Linked DNA regions of Mus musculus: region 1 is linked to region 2. Evidence: chromatin loops called from intact Hi-C (ENCODE). Cell type or tissue: left cerebral cortex. All regions are shown on one strand. Links, peaks and the distances in the headings refer to the core of each region. The heading gives the core; the rest is flanking DNA. Region 1 overlaps Gpnmb (glycoprotein (transmembrane) nmb). Region 2 has its middle 8.9 kb from the start of 4930563H07Rik.

Region 1 (2,919 bases), core at 131-2,630, 50 kb after region 2:
TCTGAAGGGGAGGTGGGGTCACTGCTACTTAAGGTCCTAGGTTAACTGGGGGAGATACCACAGATGCCTCAGCTTTCCACATAACATGGGCATGAACCCAGCTAATCACCACCTGAAGGCCATGCTTCATCTGCCTTCCAACTCACTGAGCATGCCTGAGCTCCTGACAAAATTATAATGGGCCCGGGCTTTGTGTATGGTGCGTGTGTGTACATATTCTACTCATTAAAAAGGCAGTCTAATAAGCTGTGTGATTATTATATTGGGGAGAAAATTTTCCCTGTGTAGTTCAGTGAACTACCCATCCATTCATTTATCCATGGACACTTATAAAGCATGTGGTGGGCTGCACTTGACCTATGAGACCTTGTCTATTCTATACCAGCAGACCCTTAATAGCAACCAAGTGAGATCTGAGAGTCCAGACTGTATCTACCTTGATGAAGGTAGACAACTGGATAAATATGATGGTATTATAGAATGACTGCTCATTTTTGAGGCATTGTGGAGGACCAACATTCAGTCTGGTACTTTGACACCCCCCCCCCCCACTAGGTGGCCTAGAAGCAAAAAGAAGCTTTTTGTTTGGAAATTGTCTCCAAAGAATGTAAAAATTGCTGACCACTTAGGACAGGGCCTCTCAGCCAGGAGTGTTTGGCAATGTTTGGAGAGATTTGTGGTTGTCAAAACTAGGGTGGGGTGCTACTGGCATCTAGTGGGGAGAGCCCAGGGCTGCTGAACACCCTGTGCCTGCGGGACAGCCCCACAGCCAAGGAGCCCAGAGCAACTGAAGGAGTCCTGGGCACAGGCATCCCAACAGCAGCCTTGTATCTGAACCGAGCCCTGACATCTAAAGCTTTGTGACCTAGTGACATGGCATGTTAGGAGTCTTTTCTGCCTCTGTCTCAGCTGTAGAAGGGGTATGCTGTCCCTCTCTGACTCACTTCACATGGCCGCTACTGCTCCTGATGGAAGAATGAGTGCAGGTACAGCCTTGTGTTACAGTCTCAGCCTGGGGACAGAAACACGTGAAGAAGCTTGATTGATTGATTGATTGATTGATTGATTGATTGATTGATTGATTGATTGATTTTTACATACTAAGGAGCCCGTTCACTAGTACCCAAAACAGGACATTGATTTCAGGTTGCTGCAGAATCCACAGACCGCTTAGACTCCACCCCATGGTTCCAAACACTGTCTTGTGGAGGTGGGACCCCATAATTTGGATTTCTGAGAAACCAACAGAGAATCCTTATTCTGCTGGTTCCAGGACAAGAATGAGCAAGGCTGGGCTTGGGATCACTTCCTTGCTCAGGTCAACAGGGGGCAGCAGAGAACAGCAGATACAGAACAGCCACCAAAGCGGCAGGTCCATGACTTTGTTTATCTAGCTTCATCTAAACAAATTTTAATCTAGTAGTAGGAAAGAAGTCTGAAATAGTAAATTGTGTCGATTTATATTTTCCAAGTGACCCTGGTAAGGGAACTGTCTGCAGAATGGAAGAAATAGCCTAAGAGACAGGGATGGCTTGATTGATGTTGGCTGAGAATTAAAACTTCTCACGAAAAGTACATGTGTATGTAACAAATTATTCCAGGAATTGCTTATTTCTAGGGCTTTTATAAATGTCTGCATCCTAAGCATCTCTGAGTAATTCACAAATATCTGTTTCCCTGGATTGAAATTCTCATAATCTGAAAATCCCATAGTTTGAAGGCGATGCACTCAAAGTACCCATCACACACAGAATGCACAGAACTCTTAAGCTCAAGTGACACAAAGAGCAGATGAAAAGACAGTCTTCCAGAGGATGAGGGTGACCTCCTTTGGGGGAACCCTAGTGGGGGAACAATTCTTTGAAAGTGTTTTGTTGATGTTTGTTGTTGTTGTTGTTGTTACTTGTTGGGTTGTTTGTTGCAGTTGTTTGTTGATGTTAGCTGTTTGTCTGTTGTTTGCTGTTTGTTTATTTGTTGTTGGTTGGCTGGTTGATGTTGAAGGAGGCTTCCAATGCTGCTGGAATAAATACCATGAAAATTCAAAGGTCTGCTTCCAGGGATCAACCGTTGCAGACTGATTTTGCTCATTTAATCATCTTTTATTGAATGCTAGGGTGGTTCTGGGTCTAGGAGAGAACGAAGAGATAATAAGAGACACAAAACTGAGTTTGTGGAGCTGGGATTCCAGACCAGCACAGTAAGCCACTGCTCATGTGGTCACTGCTGTGACTTCACTGACCTGGGTTCTGGCCCACCCACTGGCCTCAGCTTCACCTGCAAGGGCAACTTCTGTTTGTAGTCAATAGCCATCCCCTTTATCCTTAAGATTCTACAAGGAATCAGAGCTCTCCTATGGGCCCTGTGGTGGTTTGAATGAGAATGGCCCCACAGATTTATATATTTAAGTGCTTGGTCCCCAGTTGGTTTGAGAAGAGTTAGGAGGTGTGCCTTTGTTGGGAGAGGTGTGTTGCTGGGGGAGGGGTTCATTGCCAGGCCCAGTCTTGCTCTTTTTGCCTGCCTGCCTGTGGGTAAGGATGTAAGCTCTCCATCCCACGCCAGCCTGCCACCATGCTTCCTGCCACGATGAATATGGGCTAACCGTCTGAAACGGTAAGCAAGCCCCTAATGAAATGTTTTCTTTTATAAGTGTGTCTTTGGTCGTGGTGTCTCTGCACAGAGGTAGAACAGTAACTCGGGCAGGCCCTTTGCACTTGCATGGCTTTAGTACTTAGCCAGTTTTCAGTCTGTGCCTAACTTCCCCAGGCATCTCACAACGTCATCTACAAACCAAACTGCCCTTATACTACCAATGCAATCATGCTGTTCAATACAGCTACACGGATGCCAACACAAATATCAGCCCTTGAGTCCAGTCTTTACTTTGAGTGTATGCGTGAAACAAATTCTGCTTTCCTGAAA
Region 2 (2,919 bases), core at 139-2,638:
AGAGGAAGACAGACAGAGAGAGAGAGGGAGAGAGAGAGACAGACAGAGAGACAGACAGAGAGAGGGGGACGAAGGGAGAGGGAGGGAGAAGAGGGGTGAAGTTGTCTGACTTCTGAAGTCTACACTAATATCTTTCTTCTGGTATTGACATTGAACCCAAGCTACACCCCACACCCATTGTGATAATTAATCTTATTGTCACCTTGACAGGATCTGGACTCCACTATGAGACAGACCTCCCTGGGTGGTCTATAGGGACATTTGCAGAAGGACTAGCTAAGGAGAGAAATCCTTCATTCATCATGGGTGCTGTATCCCAACCGGAAGAGACCCGGGGCAGAGCAATAGTGCCTTCACTGCTGTGTCTCTCTGCGGCCACTGTCCTTTACCCACACAGACTCCAGCTCTTCAACCTTCCAACACAGCCTGAAGACCAGCAACACTCCAGGAGTCTTCCAGACCTTCAGTCCCAGACAGGGACTACCAAAGGACCCCCCTTTGCCGCTGAGCAGGCATGCAGCCCAGCAGGCCAGAAGACGCCTGGAATCCCCACATTAGAGAGACTGAAGCAGGAGGATCCAGCAAGGTCAAGGACAGCCTAAGATATGTAGTGAGTAAGTTCCCAACACGCAGGGATATATAGCCAGACCCTATCTCTACAAAAGATAAATCCAAACAGCCCAGAAATTTCTACCTTGTTAAAAATAACAAAGACCATGTAGATAGAAAAATATGGTTAAAGCACTATTTTAAACATAAAGATTTACATCCATCTAATAAATACATATCAGATCTGGTTTATATACTTTATTAATTTGTGTGTGTGTGTGTGTGTGTGTGTGTGTGTGTGTGTGTGTGTGTGTGTGTTCTGAAGATCCAAACTCATATCTTCACAGTTGCATGCAAGCATTTTTTCCCAATAAACCACCTTCCCAGTCCCAGAAAGTTTTTAAATCCAAAACTTACATTAATATACAAATACATACCATATAACCATAAGCTATGCATCCAGATGCCATTTAGACATAAATTTCGGGTGGGTGATGTTTCTCAAGAAGGAAGTGAGCTTAGGCTGCTCCTGTCTATCCTGTCCTGTCCTGACCCTGACTCCACCTTGGCCGTTGTACAACTTCCCTGCACCAACGCTAACTGGACAGTAGATGGAGCCCGTGCGCCCAACTTCTGCAGCTCCTGCCAGAAGCAAAAGCCTCAAAACCGCTGAAAGTCCCAAGGCAAGTATCATTTTGCCCGGAATCTTCTTCTCTCGCCCCTTTGCCAGCAGTCCCCAGCCCTCTCACAGAACCAACCTGCCTCACACTGTACATTCATTGCTTCTTGGCTTTTTATTCCCTCCGTGTAATAATTCTGAGATTCGTACTTACTATTGTAAACATCGGCAGCCTGCATTTTTGTTGCCGAATAGCATCCCTGTGTTTGGATAGCACAGTTTTATTCATTCACTCATCTGCTGGAGCGTTCTTCCCACTTTTTGGAGTGTGTGAGGGAAAGTGCGTGCTCAGGTATGTGCAGTTGCACATCTGTGCATGAGCGTGTGGGTGAAGATCAGAGGACAACCTCAGGTGCTGTTCTCAGTAATCCTGTCTACCTCCCTTCAGATAAGATGTTGTACCGGACTGTCCTCCAAGTCCAACCAGAGCCATCTTCAGAAGTCCATCTTAGCATGTTCACCAAAGATCGACTGGGCTTGCTGACCTTTGCTCTTCCCTCATGAAAGGTGTAGATATGGAGGGTCACGGAACCCTCAACCTGAGAGTCTAACCACTTGCCCCCAACTAATTGGATGCAAATCATCACTAATTGCAGGTAGCCTCCGGTTCTGTGGGGGCGGGGATAGGTAATAGAGGTGAGGAAGGAGAGGGGCGGGGCTTCCATTTATGCAGCCAGGAGGAGGAGGAGTCATCCTGGCTGGGTGGAGACCTCCTCTCCTTCCTAACCCCTCACCCATTGTAAGTAAGCCAAGTAAGCTTATTTTCCCCTCCGCTCCCCTCCCCCATGAACTTTAGTGTTGGAACCTTTGGAGGAGAGGTAAGCATTGTTTAAGAGTTCCCCCAAGGGAAGGCAGTTTGGCAACACATTAGACAAGACAACCTAGAGAGCCGAGAGACTGTGGCTGCCTCCCGAGCACTAAGGTTACAGCAAGCCTGACATGTTTACATGGGTTATGGAGATTGAATTTAAAAGTCCCTGAGCTTGCAAAGAGAACTCTTTTCCTCACTAAGCTACCTCCCCAGGCCTCTGCACTTTTTAAACTTTTATTACTAAAGCTGCTGTGAACGTTTGTGTGTGAGTCTGCGCTGAACGTTTCATCTTCTCCCCAGGAGACGCTTAGAAGTGGGAGGAGTGTGGCCGGCCCATGCTCACTGCGGCTGTTATGAGGAGCTTTTCAATTAACACCACTAATCATGCAAAGTAATTGGGGTTTGCTGTGATGTCTCCGTGAGGCATGGATTTGATGGATTTCCCACCTCACCCTGGTGCTTAAGTTGCATTACTGAGCAGAAACAAACCTAAGACACAGTCCAGTGTGCATCTTGAATAATAACAGTTTTTAGTTTAAGTTCAATGCAATATTCAGGGCATTTTTACCCTAGAAAAGTATTTGTTCTTTATCTGAAATTTATACTTAACTGTCCATCCTGCATTTTTTTTCCCCTCTGGCAATTATATTTTTATTGCTCCAACAAAATAAAGTTTGATTGCACCTGAATCTACATATTTATTTATTAATGTAGGTCTGTAATGATAATTGTATTCTTATTTTTATTTTTATTTATGTGTTTATATGTGTGCTTGTTTTATGTGCACCATGTGTGTGCAGTACCCAAGGAGGCCAGAAGAGGGCATCAGATCTCCTGTAAGCACAGGAAGTTCTGAGCTACCTAATGTGGGTGCTAGGAA

Evidence for each region. Peaks named below come from ENCODE experiments on the same cell type or tissue, not always from the same donor. Only the 100,000 strongest peaks of a DNase experiment are listed, where the experiment ranks them.
Region 1: a loop joins it to region 2, with 2.2 times the contacts of the local background. A loop is called at or near these places in 1 of 42 quality-filtered maps.

Annotation. Positions count from the first base shown.
Region 1 is chr6:49,056,541-49,059,459 of GRCm38, forward strand. It overlaps Gpnmb (glycoprotein (transmembrane) nmb), which reads left to right. Exons shown (of 11, transcript NM_053110.4): 11 at 1-1,642. Among named protein-coding and RNA genes, the nearest start is that of Malsu1, 16 kb to the right of the region's middle. In left cerebral cortex, for the core only: CTCF peaks have their summits at 693 and 1,322 (motif pointing right); a DNase peak (open chromatin) is centred at 1,319.
Region 2 is chr6:49,007,012-49,009,930 of GRCm38, forward strand. No RefSeq gene overlaps it. Among named protein-coding and RNA genes, the nearest start is that of 4930563H07Rik, 8.9 kb to the left of the region's middle. In left cerebral cortex, for the core only: a CTCF peak has its summit at 1,168 (motif pointing right); a DNase peak (open chromatin) is centred at 1,176; H3K4me3 peaks cover 412 bases; H3K27ac peaks cover 245 bases.